3 separate regions of the Homo sapiens genome follow, and all the other regions are linked to region 1. Evidence: chromatin loops called from intact Hi-C (ENCODE). Cell type or tissue: natural killer cell. All regions are shown on one strand.

Region 1 (8,000 bases):
TGAAAAATAACAAAATTGGAGGACTCATCATTCCTGATTTCAAAACTTACTGTATATGTATATTCTGAAAATGGCAATGTAAAACTGATACATCTGTTCTATTGGACCTAAATGGCTACTTTTAAGGAAATGCTTTGTTTAGAAAAAAAAAGGCAAGACTGCAAACTGTTTTGCAATTTGGTAATATCTTACAAAATTACAAACATCAAACATTTCTAACTCCATTTCTAATATTTCTTACAGATATGCTTTCACATATGTGAAATGACAAATGTACGTGGTTATTCTCAGCAGTATTTTCTGAAGATCAAAGGAGTAAATAACCTAAATGTCCACCAGAATGGCTCAGGTTAAAAAAATTATGGTGCAGGTCCACAATCCCTTACTTACAACCCTTGGATCCAGATACATTTTGAAATCTCAAGTTTTCTAATTTTGCAAAGGTTATATGGTACATATGCCATTTGGTATATTATGTAACACATCCAATAGAGTCTAAGGCAGCTCTCACTAAAAAGAGAATGTGATTTTTGCAGCAAAACATATAAATAGTTACATTAAAGAGGAAAGAGACTCAAAATACCCTCGTTTTACTTCAGGTCAGGTTTTACTCCCCAGATTTTTAGTTCATATCAGACAGGTTTTGCTGCCAAATGAGTTTACCAAAAAACTTCTGGTCTTCAAAGATTTTTAAAATTGTAAGTTATAGCTAGGTAGCTGTGAGCCTGCACCTTTATTACTATTATTTACTCTTCTTTGTTTTATAATTAGCTGTTTAAATATCTGCCTCTGGCCAGTGGCTGGACACCACAGCAGCAGATCCAGATTTATTTCCCTCTGCATCCCAACATGCCTGACATACATAAAACATTTAATTTTTTTTTTCTGGCAGGGTACAATTGCTCATGCCTTTAATTCCAGTGCTTTGGGAAGCTGAGTTGGGAGGATTACCTGAGGTCAGGAGTTCGAGATCAGCCTGGCCCACATGGCAAAACCCTGGCTCTACTAAAAATACAAAAATTAGCCATACAAGAATACAAGTGTACACTTGTAATCCCAGCTACCTGGGAGGCTAAGTCAGGAGAATTGCTTGAACCCAGGAGTTGGAGGTTGCAGTGAGTCAAGATGGGACCACTGCACTCCAGTCAGTGTGACAGAGGAAGACTCCATCTCAAAAAAAAAAAAAAAAAAAAAAGAAAAGAAGAAAACATTTAGTTTTTTCTCTGAATTGAATAAGCATGCCTTATAAGAAGGACTACTTGTTAATATTTGACTTCTGTAAGCAAATCAGATGTAGAATGATGTGGTAGAGTTATGCCCAGTAAGCAGTCAGTACTACTTGCACGTGGTTTATGACCGTGACAAGGACCGATTTCAGCACAGGAAGATTACTATTCTGAAATGCTGCCATTATTGTCAATTATTAAAAGATGTCTTATAAATAGGGATGTCAAGGGAAAAAAAGGGGATGCCAGGCGATTTTTATTTAAAGGGTATATAATTTTCTCTTAAATTGACTCTTGTGGTCTCATTTCACTCTGCTTTCTAAAAAAAATTCAAGATCAAATGTTTAGTTAATACCAACAAATCTCCCATTTTATTCAACTCCTACAAGTATGCAAAACACAACCCTTTCAATCCTTTGTGTACATGAAGACAAAATTCTAAAAAAAAAAAAAAAATAGAAGTTGTAATCCATGCAGAGATGCTTGAACCAAAATAAAGAAAAAAGAAAACAAGCTAAATGAATTAACTGTCTTGCATTAGCTTATATGCTATAGTTAAACCACACCCTAAACACATCTATTTTTAATTTCTTTTTTTGTTTGTTTTTTTCTTTTTTTGAGACAGCATCTCACTCTGTTGCTCAGGCCGGAGTGCAGCAGAGTGATCTCGTCTCACTGCAAACTTTGCCTCCTGGGTTCAAGTGATTCTTGTGCCTCAGCCTCCCAAGTAGCTGGGATCACAGGCGTGTGCCACCATGCCTGGCTAATTTTTGTGTTTTTTGTAGAGACGGGGTTTCACCAAGTTGGCAAGTCTGGTCTTGAACTCCTGACCTCAAGGTGATCTGCCCGCTTTCGCTTCCCAAAGTGCTGGGATTACAGGCATGAGCCACCACACCTGGCCAACATATCCATTTTAAAATTAGCTAGTAAATCATTGAATTCAAAGTACTATTAACGTAATTCTCAAAGCAAAATAGAAAACATGACCTATCAAAATAAAACCATGAATTCTGCTATAATTTCGAATATACTAAGTAAACTACCTGGTGTATTTTAATAGCTTACCACTTAAGGGTTAAAATTTTAAGGGTTTATAATGTTTTGGAACTTCATATAATGTGTTTGCCTGGAATGAAAACTCCTGGGTGACAAGATTGTAAGTTCTGTAAGTTTGTGCAGAATTCTTTTGACATGTAAATTTTAAACAAAACTTTTACATGATTTCATGATTCCTACCTTCTAAACATTTAGAGATTTTCTCCAGTCGGACTGGCGCGTGAAAGTAAGAAAAAAAATCAGAGATACAAATATTAATATGTGCATAATATATCAGTTGATGAATTTAAAAATAGGTAAAATAGTCCAACCTGAGGTTATATCAGAACTCCTGCCACTCTTTTTGTCCTCGACAATTTCATAAAATGGACCTATGACACGCAGCAATTCTTCAACTTTCTCAGTCATTGGCATAGTTTCAATAATCTGTAATCAAAAGAAACAAATATTGTGAAATCACAAACTCTTAATTTGATCTCCACTAATATCAAATAATCTCCTATTTCCAATTTGTCAATAATTTTAATATTTGACATTCATAATAGACTCTCTGAAGGATCTACATTAATTACATACTTAATGTATACACACTGTGGCCGGGCTAAGTGGTGGCTCATGCCTGTAATCCCAGCACTTTGGGAGGCCAAGGCAGGAGGATGGCTTGAGCCCAGAAGTTTGAGACCAGCCTTGGCAACACAGTGAGACCCTGTCTCTTAAAAATTTTTTAAAAAACATTAACCAGGCACGGTGGTGTGTGTCTGTGGTCCCAGCTACTCCAGAGGCTGAGGTGGGAGGATTACATGAGCCTGGGAGGTCGAGGCTACAGTGAGCCATTATGGCACCACTGCACTCCAGGCTTGGTGACAGAGTGAGATGCCATCTCCAAAAATTAAAAAATAAAATAAAAGGAATCCTTTAAAAAAAGTATATACACTCCTAGAAAAGCTTCAAGTATATTAAAGATCTAAAAGTGTTCTCATTTTGAAGATTATTTTACATGAGCTTCATGTAAAATTTTATACAATAACTTATAAATTGTGTATTACAGCTAGGGGGCGCAGTGCAATGGCTCACACCTGTAATCCCAGCACTTTGGCAGGCCAAAGCAGGAGGAGGATGGCTTGAGCCCAGGAGTTCGAGACTTGCCTGGGCAACATAGTAAGGGCCCATTTCTACAAAAAAAAAAAAAAAAATTGTCTAATTATCCAGACATGGCGGTGCACGCCTGTAGTCCCAGCTACTCGGGAGGCTGAGGTGGAAGGATCTCTTGAGCCCAGGAAATTGAGGCTGCAGTGAGCCATGATCACACCACACTGCACTCCAGCCTAGGCAACAGAGCGAGATCTTGTCTCCAAAAAAATAAAGGAAACAAACAAAAAAACTAGGGGCTTTCATTAAACGAAATAGAAAACTGAAGTTAGAGTAAAATTATGATGTCTGTTCTTTAACAATAAGGTAGCGTAGTATTTCTAACAGGGCACAAAAGTAAAGTAGGAAATTGTAATCACTTTCAGACACCTTCATAAATATGGGCCAATTTAGAATCACCAAATTTAAAGAACAAGGTAAATTAACTGAAAAGGTATTTAACTAAACAGCCATCAATTGGTGACTGATCAAAGAAATTAAAGTATTTCTAGATTTGAAATATTTTGCATATATTAAAAAGAATAAAGTCAGCTCTGTGTGTGCCAATCACAGGATGTTTAATATGATAACAGGGGCCGGGCGTGGTGGCTCACGCCTGTAATCCCAGCACTTTGGGAGGCTGAGGCAGGAGGATCACCTGAGGTCAGGAGTTTGAGACCAGCCTGTCCAACATGGTGAAACCCCATCTCTACTAAAAATACAAATATTAGCCGGGCTTGGTGGCATGCACCTGTGATCCCAGCTACTTGGGAGGCTGAGGCGAGAGAATTGCTTGAACCCAGGAGGCGGAGGTTGCAGTGAGCCAACATCACACCACTGCATTCCAGCCTGGGCAACAAAGTGATACTCTGTTTCCAAAAAAAAAGATACCAGAACTGGCTCCCTCTCTCTCGCTCTCTTTCTTTTTTTTTTTTTTTGGAGACAGCGTCTCGCTCCATCATCACCCAGGCTGTAGTGCAGCGGCACGATCTCGGCTCACTGCAACTTCCACCTTCCTGGTTTGAGCAGTTCTCACCTTCAAGCAATTTCAGACACCTTCATAAGTGATTTGCCCACCTCGGCCTCCCAAAGTGCTGGGGTTATAGGTGTTAGCCACTGCGCCTGGCCAAAACCCTAAAATTCTTGTTCAAACAACATGCTTTTATTCCTAAACCAAATACAAGATGGATCATTGGTGGTCTATGGTAGTCAGCAACTCTGATAGGATTACATGCTCATCAACACCATTCCCCACTGTGTTATATGTGTAGGAGGAGGTTGTTGAGAGAGATTACACAGAATGAACTATGTTAACAATAACTGGTTCTAGTGATTATAATTTAATTTTACAGCTTGTAGTAAATTATCTGATTGCTGCTCCTCTGAATGTACTGTGAAAGGAATGCTTTAATCACAAAATTTCTTTTTGCTAAAGGAAACATTTGTTATGAGGCTAGGGCCATGTGGAGGAATGTTTTATTATTTATTATAAATATCTGAGTTGTAATATATTTGAATTATAATAATAATTCTGAGATAAATCAGATTCAAACCAAGAGAAATGTTTAATGTGACCAAGTCACAACTAATAAATGGCAGAGAAATAATTCAAACATAAATCAGCACCCTTTACACTATCCCACACTGCCGTAATATAAAGACTTCAGTTAGCAGAATCTAGTAAGCCAATTGCATACCACATCCTGACCACCAAGCAACACCTCTACTTCTCAAGGCTTATTAAAAGATCTCTTTCTTAACTTTGTCCTTATTTTTAAGGCTACTAAATTCGGCATTTGGGTTTCTCATGCCCCATAGGGTAAAAGAGTAAACTGTGGACTGAAGTCTCAGAACGAAATAAAAGGAGTATCCATTGGCAGTAAGCAAATATTAACTGAGTATTCATTCTCTCAACAAACCAGAATTTCAGTAGTTAATATAGTGAAGACACAGTAGCCAAAACAAGACACATCCAAAATTGATGAAGTTACTCTCTTTGTTTTTTCTTTTTCTTTTAGATTCAGAGGGTACATGTGCAGGTTTGTTACAAGGGTATACTGTGTGATGCTGAAGTTTGGGCTTCTATTGATCCAGTCACCCATACAGTAAACACAGTACCCAATAGGAAGTTTTTCAGCCCTTTCCTCCACCCTTTTGAAGAGGTTATTCTCTGAGGAAGCAACTTTAAACATACACAAACCAAGAATGATCCCCAGCCATTTGCAAAATTATCTCCCTGACACCAATATTGAAATACAAGAAATGGTGCACATGTACACACATGAGATACAGACTACACACACACACACACACACACACACACACACACACACAAGCAGACACAGGCAAATCTCAGTCTAGGTAACTACTACCTACCCTCAGAGAAGATGTTATCTAAACCAAGCTTGTCCAATCTGCAGTCCTCGGGCAGCATGTGGCCCAAGACGGCTTTAAATACCCAACACAAATTCGTAAACTTTCTTTTTTTTTTTTAATTTTTTTTGTTAATTTTTTTGCGACAGCGTCTCACTCTGTCGCACAGGCTGGAGTGCAGTGGCATGATCTTGGCTCACTGCAGCCTCTGCCTCTGGGGTTCAAGCAATTCTCCTACATCAGCTGCCCGAGTAGCTGAGACTATAGGCATGCACCACCATGATCAGCTAACTTTTTTGTATTTTTAGTAGAGACGGGGTTTCACCATGTTACCCAGGCTGGTGTGGAACTCCTGACCTCAAGAGATCCACCCACCTCGGCCTCCCAAAGTGCTGGGATTACTAGCTGGGATTACTAGTGTGAGCCACTGCGCCTGGCCCAAATTCGTAAACTTTCTTAAAACATTCTGATTTTTTTTGCGATTTTTTTTTTTTTTTTTTTTTTTAGTTCACCAACTATTGTTAGTATCAGTGTATTTTATGTGTGGCCTAAAATAATTCTTCTTCCAGTGTGGCTCAGGGAAGCCAAAAGATTGGCCACCCCTGGTCTAAAGTTATAAGTTAACTAAGCTAATTTAATATATTATAACCCAACCAAATGAAGAATGTTTTGACAGAAATATCTGGTAAGCTGCATGGACACCAGAAAAGAGGCATCCAAAGCCCCATAATTTTTCTAGGTCTGTCCAGCACTTTTCCTCAGTGAGAGACATCATTTCTACATGATGAAAATATACTGGAAAGGTGTAGATATACTCTTAAGAAAGCGAAGACTAAATTCCTCAGGCTTTTTTGGTCCAAAATTACCACATCTCTTAAAGCCATCCAAATCCTAATGCTCTACTCTCTGTTCAATGGAATCACTAACTCAGTCTCCCAAGCACTTCTAACCTTTTGAAGAGTGACCTAGATATCACTTCTGAGTATGCTGATCACTAGAAGCCTATCACTCACTTTAAGAAACTGGCATTTGTTTTTTCCCTCAATCTGCAAAAGATGTTTACTATGAGTGAAACCTTAAAACAAAAGCCAACCCTCAGTACTCAGAGACAGTTGGTGTTCTAGAGTTGTTGAGCTATGGACTAGACCCTCTGCCATGGCAACTTTCAGGTTCCATCTTTATTTATTTATTTATTTATTTTCTGAGACAGAGTCTCGCTCTGTTGCTCAGGCTGGAGTGCAATGGTGTGATCTCGACTCCCTGCAACCTCCGCCTCCTTAATTCAAGTGATTCTTCTGTCTCAGCCCCTCTAGTAGCTGAGATTACAAGCGCCCGCCACCACGCCCAGCTAAATTTTTGTATTTTAGTAGAGATGGAGTTTCACCATGTTGTCCAGGCTGGTCTCCAACTCCTTACCTCAGGTGATCCGCCTGTCTCAGCCTCCCAAAGTGCTGGGATTACAGGCATGAGCCACCGCGCCCGGCCGAGATTCCATCTTTAATGAGACCATCCTCTAATCCTCCCTCTATTACAGTGATTATCCCAATCTCTTAGAAATCCTGAAATAATTAGTCTGGGGTCATCCTGGGGCATTTCTATTTTTTCACAAGATCCCCTAGTGATTTTAATGTGTAGCCAGGGTTTAGTACACCCATCTCTTTTTAAATTCAACAGACATAAGGCACATTATTCAAATGTTAGCTGAATATTCTGGAAATCCCCAGAAGAGAGCCTAAATTTGTACAAAAAAAAAAAAATAGAATTTTGGCCGGGCGTGGTGGCTCATGCCTATAATCCCAGCACTTTGGGAGGCCGAAGTGGGAAGATCACGAGGTCAGGAGTTTGAGATCAGTCTGGCCAACATAGTTTGAAACCCCGTCTCTACTAAAAATACAAAAAATTAGCCAGATGTGGTGGTTTGCGCCTGTAATCCCAGCTACTCGGGAGGCTGAGGCAGGAGAATGGTGTGAACCGAGGAGGCGGACGTTGCAGTGAGCCAAGATGGCGCCGTTACACTCTAGCCCAGGCGACAGTGCGAGACTCCGTCTCAAAAAAAAAAGAATTTTATACTTCTATAAATAAACCTTATTGAATGAAACATGCATTTCTCCCACTCCTCAAACCACATTACTTTCCCTCAAAGCTAAAATCCTATTACATTATATTAAAATAATGTTTTATTCCATTAAGTTTTTCAGTGACATTTTATGGGACACT
Region 2 (8,000 bases), 140 kb after region 1:
TTACACATAAAGTATGTGATGCTGTCTTTTATTCTGAGGTGGTGTTTCTTCATGTAGGTGAGAGGCAACTTATGTATATATAACTAGAGATACTACATATAATTACATGTATGAACATGTATTCCTCTGTATATATAAAGATAAATATTTATTTATTAAAAAAACATAATCCCCAAATCTCACATAATCACACATGTCCCTCCTGCCCACCGTAGATGCAATTCCACATTCCCTGGAGGATCTCACATACACACAAACACACACATGCACACACACACACACACACTTCCATGTTCACTGGAGGATCTCACATAAACACACACACACACACACATGCACACACGCACACACACAGATGCACTCCCAAGTTCCCTGGAGGATCTCACATAACACACACACACACGCACGTACGTGCACACACACACACACACATACACACGCAGATGCACTTCCATGTTCCCTGGGAGACACTGTGCCTTTCTGTCACCTTGTGGCAGCACAGGGAGCCAAAAAGCCCACAGGAGTCTTTTTCTGCCAGTTTTATAAGGCATTTTATAGTTGGCAAATGCCTGGCCATTGGCCTTTAACCAGAGCAAGCCCAGTGGCCATTGCCCTCTAGTGGAAAAGCTGCCCACACCTCCAGAACCTCTCAATGAGGCTAGGCACCCATGTTTTGAGTACATAAGGTGGTTGCATCCAATGGTGTCCCACATGCGGTGGGTGAAGAAGAGGCTTTCCTGGGAGAAGAGAAAATGCTGGGTCTGAGCTTGCAGAATGTGCTGGGGGCAGTGCAGTTGTGGGGGGTTATGGTGGTACATGGCCAGAGGGGCGTAGGAGGACTGGGTGGGGTGCCCCTGAGAGCTTCTGGATGCCTAAGCCTACGCAAACTGAGAAAGCCTGTTAGAACAGGGTCTCACGGGCCTGAGGAATACCTGGGTGAAAGGCAGTAGGACAGCCATGAGCCTGAGACCTGACACTAGTGTGAGCAGCAGGGAAATAGGGGTCCGGCTTAACAAAACCCCCTGGACTGCAATACAGGTGGTTGACAAGGAAGAACAGTTCAGTGGCAGACTGCTGGGCACTGCCTTCCCAGATGGATGAAGATGAGTAATGCCTGTCCCCAAGCCAGGGCCCAGCTTGTGGTTGAGGCTGTCCATTGTGGTGGATTCAAGTGCGCTTGCTCAAGTAGGGATGCTACCGACAACCCTCAGGACTTGGGCCGCGAACACTGTTAGCTTCCTGGCTGGCTTGCGCTTGCCAAAACAAGGCTGGAAAATGCATGGCTGCACAAGCTGAAAAAATGAATGATCTCTTCTGTTATTAGACCTTCAGAGAGACGGTGACCGGGTGGAACTTGAATGGAAGAACACCTAATGTGATCAGCTATCGTAGGCTTTGGACGCTCCCATTCATGCCAACACAGCTGGTCAGCACTCCCTGTTGATCTCCAAAACTCTGAGTGCAAGCTGGCCCAAACACCAAGGGAAATAATGTCTCTGATCTGGACGTCCAGCGTGAAGCTGCGTCTTCTCACGTGACCAGACGATCAACACTCAGTGGGTCTCAGTGTTTTAAAATCACTGATCTGCAGAAACAGTGCAGCCCAGTCTGCTAGTCTGAAATGTCTCATACATACAGGGCACCACCTATGATATAACTAGAAATAAATATACTCGCACACATAAATGTGTTTACATTTAAAGGTATTCTGAGGTGCCCTTCTTTATGACAGTACAACCCAGAAAGTGTGTAGCATGTAAACATGTGTATCAACAAATAAATTGAAATATACATGTGTCGACGTAGATCTTTGCTGCACTCTCCACCAGTCTACCTTGGTGTTTCTCCATGCAGGTGATTACAAAACATAAAATATACATATTCTTATGAAGGAATAAATTTGAATATTTGGTATAATTATATAGATTTATATATAAATAGATATATTTAAAATAAATATATAAATACAAACAATATATTTAAAATAAGCATGTAAATACAAACACCTATGTATAAAATAATCATTATCCAAAACTCACTGAAAAACCCACATGTGCTACAAACAGATGTACCTGCGTGAATATTAGGGGCCATTGGTCCCCTGGGGCCTTCATGCCACCTACTAGCAGCCTAGGAAACCCTAAGGCCAGCAGGAGTCCTTTCCTGCCAGGTCCATGTCACTGGTCGTGGATGGGAAACACCTGGCCATTGCCCTTTAACAAGAGGCAGTCCAAGGGCCATCACCCTCCATTGAGAAAAATGGGCAGTTTCCCAGAACTTGTGCATCAGGTTAGCTGGGCTTCTTTGGAACACTTCAGGTGTGGGCAATATGATTAGTTTGGTGAGGAGAGAAGAGGCTTTCCATGGAGAGAAAGAAGGGTCTGACCCTCAGGATGCACTGGGAGCGGAGAAAGGCAGGTGCAGTAAGATGGCGCAGGGTGGAGGGACAGGCAGGCCACAGTGAGACTGCACCGAGTGCCTTTGAGAGCAAGTGCCTTGGGGACCAAGAGCAGCAGCGTGACTTCCCCCAAACACCGAGGGAAGCAATGGTCCTGACGCCCAAAGTCAAATGCACAGCTGCATCTTCCCTCTGGGCCAGAGAATCAACACTGGATGGGGCCTGAGCTTTGGGAATCACTGATCTGGAGGAACAGGGAGCCCCAGGCTGTCGATCTGGAGTGTTTCACACATGCAGGGCCCCAGCTAAGACATAGCGAGAAATAGATATATCCACACACAGAAATGTGTGTTTGTTAAAGATAGAAGGGCATGTGTGACATGTGAATATATGTGTCAGCATATAAATAAAGATTCATATATATACATATATATATTCATACAGGAAACTGTGTAGTGCTTTCTGCCTGTCCATGGTGGTGTTTCTCCATTTAGGCAAGAAGAAAACCTATCTCCCTATGTATCTATCTATCTATCTATCTATCTATCTATCTATCTATCTATCCATCCACACACATAAATACAGACATATTTATATACATAAGTGAATGTAAATATTCTGTGTAATTATCTATATTTATATATAGAAAAACGTGAACAAATATATAAATATAGGTATATATGTACAAGTCTCTATGTATAAAATAAACATAACCCAAACATGTCACCCCAAGTCCACACAGATGCACTTGCACTTATACTAGAAGCCGTTGGGCCCCCTTACTGCAGACTGGCAGTGGAGTGAACAAAAGGCCTGAAGCCTCCTTTCTGCCAGTTCCGTGTGAGCCTCCACAAATGACAAACACCTGAACATGGCCCTTTGACCAGATCCAGTCAAGGGCCATCGTCTTCTAGTGGGAAAGCTGCCCACTTATGCAGAAGCTGTCAGTCAGGACAGGGCCTCCTCTTTTGATAGTTGAGGTGGGGACATAGAGAGGCGTCTCAGTTTGGGTGGAGGCAGGGGAGGCTTTCCAGGAGGATGAAAACAGGCTAGGTCTGAACACACAGGAGGCACTGGGTGCAGCGTGAATCTGGGTGGGGTAAAGGGCTCTTGGGCCAGAGGGACAGCGAGGCCAGGACAGGATGGCTCTGAGTGCTCCTGAGAGCATTTGGGGAACAGGAAAGTGACCCCCAATTTATTCTGAAGACTGCACAGACCTGCATGAGCCTGTTACCACAGGCCCCAGCTGCATCTCGAGAAACCAGGGCAGACCCGGAGAACACTTGGATTAAAGACACCTGAGAGGGAGGCCAAGGCGGGCGGATCACTTGAGGTCAGGAGTTCGAGACCAGCCTGGCCAACGTGGGGAAAACCCATCTCTACTAAAACTATAAAAAAACTAGCGGGGCATGGTGGTGGGTGCCTGTAATCCCAGCTACTCAGGAGGCTGAGGCAGAAGAATCACTTGAACCTGGAAGGCGGAGGTTGCAGCGGGACAAGATCGCACCACTATATCCAGCCTGAGCGACAGAGCGAGACTCCATCTAAAATAATAATTAAAAAAAAAAAAAGACACCTGGGAGCCTATGGGCTCGAGGCTTCGTCCAAAACTTAGAGAATCATGGAAACGGGTCTGGCTTGACAAAACTTTCTGGTCCACAGTGTAGGTGGCAAACGAGGAAAACCAGGTCAGAGGTAGATGCTAGATATGGCCATCCACAGGGGATGGATGATGCCTTTCAGAGAATTCGGGTCCAGCTTGTGGGTGACGCAGGTCCATCCCAGGAGGCTGAACTGCACGCGCACAAGTGGGGAGTCCCCAGGGAGCCCTGAGGTTCCGGGCCTGGCATCTGGCCTTGGGACAGCAGCAGTGCTAGCTTTCTGCACAGACTTCGGGTCGCCAAGTCTAGGCTGAAAAATGTATCGCCTTACACCCAAAAGAAAGCCCTATCTCTTCTGTTTTTTGAAGCTCAGGGAGGTAGCAACCAGATGGAACAGCTGTGCCTTCCACTCTCCCAGAAGGTAAACAATTGGTGGGGCTCAGTGTGTGGAAACTGCTGCTCTGGAGAATGGAGCAGTGCGGTCTGCCGGTCTGGAGTGCTTCACACATACAGGGCACCAGCTAAGGCATAACTCAAATAAACACATACACAAATCCATGTCTATATTTTTAATATACGAAGAAATAGATAACATATATAAATATTTGCATCAACATATACATAAATACAAATTAAAACATAGATATTTATGCATGGAACTTTTTAGAGCTCTTTCCCTTTGTGGTGCTGTGCCTCCAGGCAGGAACAAGAAAGCCTACATATGTAAATTAATACGTAAAAACATGTATTACTTAGTAAACATACATAACCACATAGATTTATATACAAATATGGATGTATGTATGTACATATATTCATATATAAATATTTGTATGTATGTATATTCATATATAAATTATACACCCCCAAGCATGTGGGCATACACACACACACACACACACATAAACTGTACATAACCCAAAAATCTCACACAAAGACACACACCCTCCCACACACAGATGCACGTACTTTTACACTCCTGGCTGTTGGGCAATGCTGCCACCTACTGGCAGGGAGCCAAAAAGCCACATTACATGGCCCCTTTGCAGATGGTAAACACCCACTGTTTTTGAGGCCTACCGATAGTGCTTTGTTTGTATGTATGTATGTATATATGTGCACATATATATATTTCATATAGAATATACAGTTAATATAGCTATATTACATCATGATGAAATTGAGTGTAATCTCTATAATAGAGAAAAATATATACATCTATAAATATAAATGTATAAAACAAACACAGCCAGAAAATAAACACACACAAACAAAAAACAGATGCAAATACATTTATACTAGGGATCATTGGGCCCTCTTGCCACCTGCAAATATATTTATGTGAAATCGTTTGTAAAAGCTATGATATATAGTTAGAAATATATATACATATATAAATATAAATGTATACAATAAATACAACCCTGTTTTATGCAAAAAATCTCCAAGTAAAGGGCATCTAAATTTAGTAAACTTTGCTGTGCAATAAATGTTGCAAATAAGATCTTTGAAAATGTCCTCCATGGCTTCTTCTCTGGGGAATATTCCCAGGATGTGATGGTTGGGACATAAAGTATACGCATAATTATTTTCACTAAGTGCGAAGAAAATCTCCAAGTGTGTCTGAATCTTTGAGATAAAGCATGAACATGTCCACCTACATTTCCACTAATTATGGCATAATCCAAATTTCTAAAATTAATAAATTGATATAAAGTGCTCTTTTGTGTCATTTATCTCATGACTAATTTTTCTGAGTTCCCCTTCACATATTTTTAACTATTAAAGTTTTTCCTACTTTGAATTACCTATTCATATGCTTCTCGGTGTTCTGTTGGATTTCCCAAGTCTTTTCTTGTTAATGTAAAATAGTTTCTTAAAAAGGAATCATTACAATTATGGAATGAAGTGTTTTGTGTGTCTAAGAATCCTAGTTTCTTCCGGGTATTTTTTTCTCCCATTTTTTCTTAGTAACTACAGCCCCACATATTCAGTTGCTAACATCATCATCCATGTAGATACTACACTTCTTAGCCTCCCTTGCAGGTCAGTGTGGCCATGGAACTAAAGTCAGGAAAGTGAGGTAGAGGCGGAATTGTTTGTCTGTGACTTCCAGGGACTTTCCTTATGGGAGGAGGTCTTTTGTTTTTTCTACTCCTTTTTCATGACTGTAGCTTGGGATGCAGTTGTGTTTCCTGGAGCTCCAGCAGTCGTATGTGACTATGAGGAAGTGAGCTGTGCCCTGGGCACAGCTGGGGAGTGCGGAATTTTGATGGCTCATGAAGCGGAGCTGCCACAGCAAACCTGGATGGCCAAGCCTCTGCCTGATTTTACATGAGCAAGAAGTATGCTAACTTCTCTAAGGGACTGTTATTTTGGGGATTCTCTGTCACCTTCAATTGAACCTTATTCTATGTAAGAGAGGCTACATATAGATCTACTCCATAAACACTGATCATAGAGAAGGATCATGGATGACACAGGCAATGTGGCTTTGCCATCATGAATCGGTCAAGATTATTCCATTTTCACTTCTGGGTACCTTGAATGTGGTGTTTGACACGTGTTTCTTTTTCCCTTATCACAATTTTAGCTCATTTAACGACTGCTGGGCTAACCATGGCACATTCTTTTTCTGCATGTATCATACATCAAGGTTCATGTCACTGTGTGATATCAGTGTCATTGTGACATCTGTAAGAGGATACAGGAGCAACAGTGCAACAGAGTCACCTCTTGCAGCTGATGTATTCCCTTAGGTTTAAGTGAACAGGAAAGTAGACAGATTGGCAACAGGGAGCTCAAAAACAGTCTGTCAGATGAGGTCACAGAAACTATGTGCAAATTTAATACAATTAGTTTGGTGAGGAGAGAAGAGGCTTTCGTGGAGAGAGAGAAGGATCTGAGCTCTCAGGATGCACTGGGAGCAGAGAAAGGCAGGTGCAGTAAGATGGCGCAGCTCTGTCCTCAGCTGCATGTGCCTCTGCACAACAGGTTTCTATTCGGGAAGGGCAGCGTAGTTCTTCTCACATTTTTCCCCTTTGTTTTCTCCCAGGCTTCAGGGTAAAGCAGAAGATTCATGAGAGGGTGTCTGCAGGCTGGTCCTAAAGTGCTTTTCTCCACAGGAATGTCACCTGGGCACTGCAGCCAGGGGTCCCAGGTGCCACTGAGTAGGGCTGCATTCCCATCTTCAGTGAGGGAGAGCTGAGAGAAGGCAGGCAGGATTCACACTTCCCTCACCCACTTGCTTAAGCAATACATTAAAGGTTCAAACTAAAAGAAACCTGAGATCTTACAGAAGCATTTAGAACCATGTATAAAGTGTGGATCACTTTTAAATATTTGAAAATGCACACAAACCACATGAAGCTACTTCAGGTGAAGGATTTCTGGCTAAATGGACTTGACAAGATTCTTGCTGAATGCAAGCTGGGGTGATAAGATAATCACTGGGGAAATGGTGGGGAATAAGGAATTGGATCAGATATCAAGGGTGGGAGATTCTGGCAAAACCAACTTGGCAGGAGTCTTGCTAAAACTGGGCTCTGGAGAACACTCTAAGGATGAGGCCTAGTCAAAAAAGAGCTCAGAGAAGCCTGTCTAGAGTTTTGTTAGGGACAGCCTCTTTGTCGTTGTTTGTATACATACACAGATACACAAATAAATACACATATATAAATACAATTAGTTTATTCCAGTTGATATACTTATTTAAAGTTGCATTGGTTTTTGAGTACCGCAAATTTACCAGCTTAAAACAACACAAATGAATTATCTCATAGTTCTGTGGGTCAGGAATCTGGGCACAGGTTGGCTGGGCCCTCTGCTCGGGGTGGCGTCTCATTTCAGAATTCAGATCATCTTTCAAGCCATGTAACTAGGTAAGTGGAGGCTCCTGATGAAATGTCCTACAGGGGCATGGATTAGGAGAAACCCCATGAGCTTTAAACCCTGAGAGTCAAGGCTAGATTCATTCCCAAAGAGCATACTTAAAGAGTGGA
Region 3 (8,000 bases), 61 kb after region 1:
ATTGAATATGAGGCCAACTAGTAAATTTTTACTTGATTTTCAGTTTGACAAAAAAAGTGACATGTCTGGAAGATAAGGGTCAGCCACTTTTATTAGCTTCAGAGTGGTGGATATTAGCGCTTTTGTTACAATCTCACAGTTCCTTGAGGCTGCGTTCACTGATTTTTTCAGTTATTTTTTTCTCTACGTTGTTCAGATTGAGCCAATTCTGTTGTTCTATCTTCAAGTTCATTTATTTTTTCTTCTGTCCTATTCTTCTGCTAATTTCATTCAGTGAGTTTTTAATTTCACTTATAATTTTTAGTTCCAAAATTTCCATTTGGTTTTTCTTTTCTATCTTCTCTTTCTTTGCTGAGACTTTCTATTTTCTTCATTTGTTTCAAGCATGTTCATATAGCTTGTTGAAATATTGTTATGATGGTGCCTTTCATATCTTTGTCAGATAATTCATACTTCTTCGTCACCTTGATATTGGCATTTTAAAATTGTCTTTTCTCATTTAAGATGAGATCTTCCCCATTCTTGGTATGACAAATAATTTTCAGTTGAAATGTAGACATTTTGGTTATTATGAGACACTGGATCTTATTTAAATTATTTATTTATTTATTTGAGACAGAGTCTTGTCTGTCACCCAGGCTGGAGTGCAGTGGTACAATCTTGGCTCAGTGCAACCTCCGCCTCCCGAGTTCAGGCAGTTCTTCTGCCTCAGCCTCCTGAGTAGATGCAATTACAGGCGTGCGCTACCACACTCAGCTAATTTTTTTATTTTTAGTAGATACGGGGTTTTGCCATGTTGGCCAGGCTGGTCTTGCACTCCTGACCTCAAGTGATCTGCCTGCCTCGGCCTCCCAAAGTGCTGGGATTACAGATGTGAGCCACTGCACCTGGCCTAAATCTTTTATTTTAGAAGGCCTTCTCTGCCACCATATTGGCAGGATGAGGTATGTGTTGCTTCTCCAGGCTGGTGAGGAATTGAAATAGCAGGTTTTCCCATTGGCCTTCACTGATGCCTGGGGGGTCAGGCAAGGGAGTCCTCATTATTTCTGGAGGGTAGTGGGAGTTCATGCTCCACCTATGCCTCTGGTGATACCAGCCGGACAGTGTGACGGGGGAGTCCTTCGTTACTTTGTCAGTGGGCTCTACTGATATCACAGTTCGGATAAGTGACTTCATTTTTGCCACGATGTAGTGAGCATCTGACTCCCTGTCAGGCCTTCTCTGAGGCCACCCCAGCAGGTGGGTTGCAGCGCTTTCTTACAGTCTGATAAAGGTAGAGCCCTAGGCTCTTCACTTGGCCTTTGCTATAAGAGGTAGACTTGGGCCACGCTGTTATGTGTGGTCTTGATTGACATAGATCATTTGTTGTCTAAACATTTTCTGTCTTATTAGGCTTTCCTTTTCTGGCCCTTTGAATTAGACAGAGCAGGACTTTCTTAGGTCCTTTTTTTGCCTGCACCTCCTGGAGTTTCTGCTTTGCCGGCTTTTCCAGTACCCAGTCTAGGAAGAATGAGACAAAAAGAAAACCCAGGGAATGCACCGCTGTGTTGAGCCACAGGTCTTCAGATCCCTAGGTAGTGCTCTTCTTTTTCTCTACCTTTCAGAGTCACCTTATGTTTGTTTTATATACAATATCCAGATTTTTAGTTGTGCTTGGTGGGAGAAATAGGGAAAAGTATATCTACTTCATCTTTCCTGAAACAGATATTGGGCCAAAAGTATTTCAATTTTTAGTGAGTTAGAGAGCTTCAGGGTAGTAGATAAGGTAAAGTTGTAACATATCTAAGCAACAGCTATTACTCAATGATAAAAATGAAACTTCTCTGTGTCTAATCTTGCCTAAGTGGATAGAATTCTGTGGTAGAGAAGTATTTCTTAAGGTGGAGTTTGTAGATCAATTCAATGTTGACATTTGCTTCTTTTTAACTCCTGAATATGTAGTTGCCATGGAACAGGATTGGAAAGAATCATATCAAATAGGAAAAGCATTTTAAAGTTAGCTATCAAAGGATTCATCAATTGGAAAAAAAAAGCTTTTCTTTGGGGCGCTGCTTTTTAAAATGGGATTGTGGAGTGATTGGGTAGACCTAATTCACTCTGCCCTCAACTCCAGGAGCTTGTTAGACTAAGGGAAGGTAAATTTAGGCTTTCCCCAAAGAATTTAGGCTTATTCTACTATATGCTTCAATCTGGAATCTTTGAGTTAAGTTTAAGTCACTTCTTGAATAAGGCCTGATATACTGGAAACTTCACTCAGGTGGCTCATTAAATGGGAACAGATGCTTGAATTCAGGCTTTCCCTCTTCCAGGGTCCAGAGAGCATAATCATAGTGTTTTACACACAAATTGGCTTTTGGAAGCGCAGAAATTGGGGGTTCTCTGTGCCAAAAAAACTGTAAGAAATTAAGAAAATCATGGAACCTTACAAATTAATAAAATTTAAAAATTGCCCATCCTCTTTCTATGCTCCGAAATGGAATAGACTAGAAAAGACTTTTATGGATGAGAACCCACTGGGAGTTGGAGAGAGGAGAGGAGGGAGAGAAACAAAGAAAATGAGAATGAATTGATATGAGCATGAAGGCTTAAATGGACTAGTCCTTGCCCATGAGCTTAATGTTGAGTTAGAAACTTCTAGAGCGATGAGGAATAAAGTGTACTTTCTCATAAGTCTTTTTATAATTAGACCACAATGATCGTGATTCCACTAATTCTATTTTTGTAAATCCAAGTTAAACATCTGCAGATGGCCCGTTTTCAGCCCTGGTTGATTTCACTCCAGGTTTGCACTGTGTCAATAACCTTTTTATGGATTACTGGGGACCCAGATATGTTTTCTAAAGATTAATGGGAGCCCAGAATGAATACACTACTCCAGGGGGTGGCTGGCAGGGTCCTTGGGTTCCTCTTTCCCACAGACACCACTCTAAATGCAAACTCGAATGAGTCCTGTCTCCTCCTGGACTCTCCTCTGTATCTTGCTCTGCAATAGCCCAAATGAATCATTCTTCCACTTTGCTCTCTCTTCTACATTTTTTTCCTTGCCCCCACCTCATACTACAAGGAAATGAATTTTCTTATATCCTAACCCTATGCACCAAAGCCTCCACTCTCTCCTTTCTTGCATTTATTGAAACTTTTCCATGACAGCAGCGATTCTCCTTCAGATCTTCTTTTCCCTAGGCTCTGTGTAACCACAGGGCATGGGGACCGTAGGCGGAAATCTCCTCTTTATTGCTTCAAACTACCTTACTCTTCAGATTAGATCTCCTTTTCTATGAGGCTGATGTAACCCTCTGTCTTTCCTGGTTGCTGTTTTCTATGGACCCATTGTCACTGACGATTTTGACATTGACTCACTATCACTTTCATCCTATGTCCCATCATCATCTTGAAAAACCTGAAACCCCAGGAGGAAAACCAATACCAAATCTTGGCCTGCGCACTCCCTGGTTTCAGTCTCACTGACTGTTGCCTCCTCTCCATCAAGCTGCTGCTACTGCCACCTCCTGGAATTATCACCAGAAGTACCCTTCTTCCAAAATCTAAACCTAGACTGAATTTTGTTCATTCACTTATTCATACCTGCTTTAATTTATTAATTCTTGTAGCAATTATTTACTGACTTCCTTGTGCTAGGGGAGACAGTATAAAAAGTATAAAAGACAGAAACGGTCCTTGCCTTCATGGAACTTACGAAGACACTACAAGAAAACACAGAAATAAAAATTTTCTGATGGTGACCAAAGTGGACAAGGTACTGAGCTACAAAATAATGGGAACTTAGGTAATTACTCATAGACCACAGATTTGATTCTGTTCTTGCTGAACATCGAGGTAAACACAAAAACCTAACCAGTTACTTAATTTATGTGGTCCTTAAGATGAAAACAGATCAGATCTTCAAAGACAAAACCACACCTTTTCCTTGGAGTTTAACAAAGATACTGAAATACAGTATTCTTCAATAGCATTCCCTTGATACCTGGCAGCCAGCAGGCCCTCCATGCATGTGTGGTGAATGAATATGCATGATAATACAGAACTATCTAACACGTATTTCATGCTTTTTGTATGCCAGGCACTGTTATAAGCTTTTTACATACTAACTGCTGTTATCATCCTCAATTTGCAGGTGAGGAAACCGAGGCACGCACAAGTTAAATGACTACCCCAGCTCCTCTAGGAACCAAGATGAACAGCTCTCATTACGAATATTTGTTTTAACACAGCCACTTTACTAACCATGGAGCTTTGTTCAAATTGTTATTATTACAGAATCTTGCTCTGTCATCCAGGCTGGAGTGCGGTAGCGCAATTTTGCCTCACGGCAACCTCTGCCTCCCAGGTTCAAGTGATTTTCCTACCTCAGCCTCCTGAGTAACTGGGACAAGAGGCACATGCCACTACACCCAGCTAATTTTTGTATTTTTAGTAGAGACAGGGTTTCACCATGTTGGCTAGGCTGGTCTCAAACTCCCAACCTCAAGCAATCCACTCACCTCGGCCTCCCAAAGTGCTGGGATTACAGGTGTGAGCCCACCACACCCGGCCCAAATTATTTTTAACTCATTGTCTCTATAATGAGAGTAATAACAACCTCATAGATTGTTGAGTGAATTAAAATGAGACATTTAACCCACAGTCTGTTGTCCTGAACTCTCGTGGCCAAATGCATGCGGTTCTGAAAAACTCACTTTAAAAAAGGGTAATGAAATTCATATAATATATATTATATGATAACCTCTATTGGAGTGTGAGCCAATACCCTATAATCAAAAACATGAGCATTTCTGTAGTGAAACATGAATATTCACACTGAATGAGAGGAATAAAGACCATAAATAGTCTAGTATCAATTCATATAAGTCTTTAGCAACAAGTTAAGTCCAGTGGGGAAAAAAATCAGTTTTCAGAGATTTTTCAATTTCAGAATTAGAGGAAAAGTATTGTGGACTTGTGTGATCTATAATGGTCATTGACTTTATGACTTTGATATTTAAGGACACCTTAATATGTGATTGGCAAGGGCCACATTTTAAGTAATTTTGGATCCTTCAATGTGAATGGTTTTTTTTCTCCTCTTAATTTCTCTGAGGTTTCCTTGCTTGTAGAATGTGGATGATAGAGCCTGCTTTGCAAAGTGGTTGTGAGGTTTAGAAATAATAAATATAAAGTGCCTGGGACAGGCCGGGCGCAGTGGCTCATACCTGTAATACCAGCACTTTGGGAGGCCGAGACGGGAGGATCACGAGGTCAAGAGTTTGAGACCAGCCTGACCAACATGGTGAAACCCCGTCACTACTAAAAATAAAAAAATTAGCCAGACGTGGTGGCGCATGCCTATAAGCCCAGCTACTCAGGAGGCTGAGGCAGGAGAATCACTTGAACCCGGGTGGCGGAGGTTGCAGTGAGCCAAGATTGTGCCAGTGCACTCCAGCCAGGGCGACAGAGTGAGACTCCATCTCACAAAAAAAAAAAAAGTACCTAGGACAAAATAGACCAACCTACACAAAAATGGTGGCTGCTGTTGGTATTATTTAATATTAAAAATAGCTAGAAGATTTAAAAGTTTGCTTCTGTCCTGTGAGATGAGGAATATGTGGGAAACAATATCAGGATAAATATCCTGGGTTCAGCACCTCTCCACATGTGAGTGATGGATGAGTAGTTCCTGAGACATCACTGTGGATTTGGTGACCCAATGGCAGTAACCTGGCATCCGGCAGTGGGAGGTGGAGACAAGTTGGTGTGATGAGTGTGCATGTGCATGAGGGACCTCTGCAGGGACATAGGGCATATATTGGATTCCAGAAGGCTCTTGTAATACTGTTGTCCATGCATCAAACCATAGAATGTGGTGTACTTCTGTGGAACTCAACACTTTGCATGGTAATGTCTCTCAGAGTTGGTGGCTAACTCTTTGGTCCTGAACCTGATTATGTTCATGTTATTGCTGTTCTTTGGCACCTTGTGCCCTTGCAAGTACTTCAGTGTAGGCATTATGGAGGGATGTGCTGAATATTGACTCTCTTTGGTAAAAGAGACTCTTTCACTTTAGGGCCTTGTGGCACTGCCCAGTTGAACTTACTGGAATAATAGAAATAGTCAATATCTGAGCTGTCCAGTATGGTAACCACGAGACACGTGGGCCATTGAGCACTTGAATGTGGCTAGTGTGATTGGAGAACTGGATTTTTAATTTTCTTTAATTTTAGTTAAATAAATAAGTTCAAATATCTGTAACTATAGACGACCACATGCAATGAGTGGCAGTCTTATTGAAAAGTGCAGCCTTAAGACATTCACTGAATACCCTTGTTTATTTCTCACTGTTTTCTTTATTATGATTATTGCACCCAGAGCAATTGCACCTGCAATAGAGACAGGTTTATTCACCTCACGCAGTTCCTTTTTATTTTATTTTATTTTATTTTTGAGAGAGAGTCTTACTCTGTCTTCCAGGCTGGAGTGCAGTGGTATGATAATGTAATAATGGTTTACTGCAGCTCAAACTTCTGGGCTCAAGCGATCCTCCTGCGTCAAGCCTCCTGAGTAGCTGGGATTACAGGCATGCACCACCATGTCTGGCTAATTAAAATTTGTTTTTGTAGAGACAGAGTCTTGCTATGTTGTCCAGGCTAGCATTGAACTCTTGGCCTCAAGTGATCCTCCCACCTCAGCCTCCCAAAGCACTGAGATTATAGGCATGAACCACTGCACCTGGCCTCATGTAGATCTTAACAGAGATCTACTAGAACTCAGAAGGTGTTGGTATCTGATCCATTGCTTGTGCCCATGTTGCCAAAATATGATTATAACCATCTCCACACTGTAGCTTACATGTGTATGTGTGTTGTTATTGTTCTTAGGAAGAGTGCTGAAAAGATTGAGGAAACTGTTAGCGATAGCTCCTCAGAAAGTGAGGAAGATGAAGAACCACCTGACCATCGTCAGGAAGCAAGTGCAGATTTGCCATCAGAATATTGGCAAATTCAGAAGCTGGTGAAATATTTAAAGGTAAGAAAGGCCTGTGGTAGTATGTTTGCAATGTTCATTTAAAATACTTTCCCAAGGATGTATATGCTGATTCCAAGTTTATGTTTCTTTCAAATAAGAGTAGTAAGCATTCCTGTTGTTTTATCTAAGTGTGTGCAGGGAAAGGTCTTATTACCCTGAGGATGCAAGATTCATCCTCATGGAGCAACCAGGCTGCCTGGTACCAACCCTCTCTCCTGGCTGGGGAGTGCCCATGGTAAACAGCTGACACTGAGACTTGCTGCCATTTTATGATTTGTAGTATGGTATGGAAGAAATAACATGGATTTTTAAAGCGGACTTTGGTTAAACTCCAGGCTGTTTCCCTTACTAGCAACGTAGCTGTTGAAACGTTACAGTTTTGAGCCCTAATTTTCTCAACACTTGGAATAAAATTAATATACCTGTACTACAGGACTATTATAAAGTTTAAGAAAACACACTTGAAACATACAGCGTGGTTTCTGAGACATTGTGGGTGTTTATAATGTGGATTGGTTCATTTTCATTTCTCTCAAGTCAGATAGCATATATGAGAATATTTTACATAATAATTGGCCACGTAATGTATTTAAGTACTTGAATTTGCAGGAGGGCAAGGGGAATGACTCACCAAAACCCAGATTAATATTCATTTCTGATGTCAGATAGCAAGTATTGATGATATCTAGGCCTTGTGTAAAGTCGACGTCCAGAGTATTTGAAAAAGCATTTGACTCAACTCATGTTTTCTTTCTGCTTTTCCATGTCTTTGGTCAAATCAACCAAGGGCATTTGCCAGTGGCTTTGCTTGATTCAATCATTGCAGTGTAAACATTTATCAAAATATCACATTGTACTCCACAAAAATACACAATTATTCTTTGTCAATTAAAAATAATTTGTATTTTGGCTGGGCGTGGTGGCTCACGCCTGTAATCCCAGCACTTAGGGAGGCCGAGGTGGGTGGATCATCTGAGGTC

The links. Hi-C counts contacts between places; a loop is a spot of excess contacts. Peaks named below come from ENCODE experiments on the same cell type or tissue, not always from the same donor. Only the 100,000 strongest peaks of a DNase experiment are listed, where the experiment ranks them.
Region 2: it touches region 1 in a loop (27-fold over the local background); 52 of 110 quality-filtered maps call a loop at or near these places.
Region 3: it touches region 1 in a loop (15-fold over the local background); 26 of 110 quality-filtered maps call a loop at or near these places.

The regions. Positions count from the first base shown.
Region 1 is chr10:27,220,745-27,228,744 of GRCh38, forward strand. ACBD5 (acyl-CoA binding domain containing 5) reads right to left here. Exons shown (of 13, transcript NM_145698.5): 5 at 2,594-2,708. Among named protein-coding and RNA genes, the nearest start is that of ACBD5, 16 kb to the right of the region's middle. In natural killer cell, CTCF peaks have their summits at 3,357 and 3,561; DNase peaks (open chromatin) are centred at 3,357, 4,487, 5,097 and 5,647; H3K4me3 peaks cover 847 bases; H3K27ac peaks cover 2,676 bases.
Region 2 is chr10:27,355,763-27,363,762 of GRCh38, forward strand. No RefSeq gene overlaps it. Among named protein-coding and RNA genes, the nearest start is that of LINC02673, 16 kb to the left of the region's middle. In natural killer cell, CTCF peaks have their summits at 4,989 (motif pointing left) and 5,190; a DNase peak (open chromatin) is centred at 5,009.
Region 3 is chr10:27,281,805-27,289,804 of GRCh38, forward strand. It overlaps the pseudogene ODAD2P1. Among named protein-coding and RNA genes, the nearest start is that of ACBD5, 45 kb to the left of the region's middle. In natural killer cell, a CTCF peak has its summit at 3,529 (motif pointing left); a DNase peak (open chromatin) is centred at 3,477.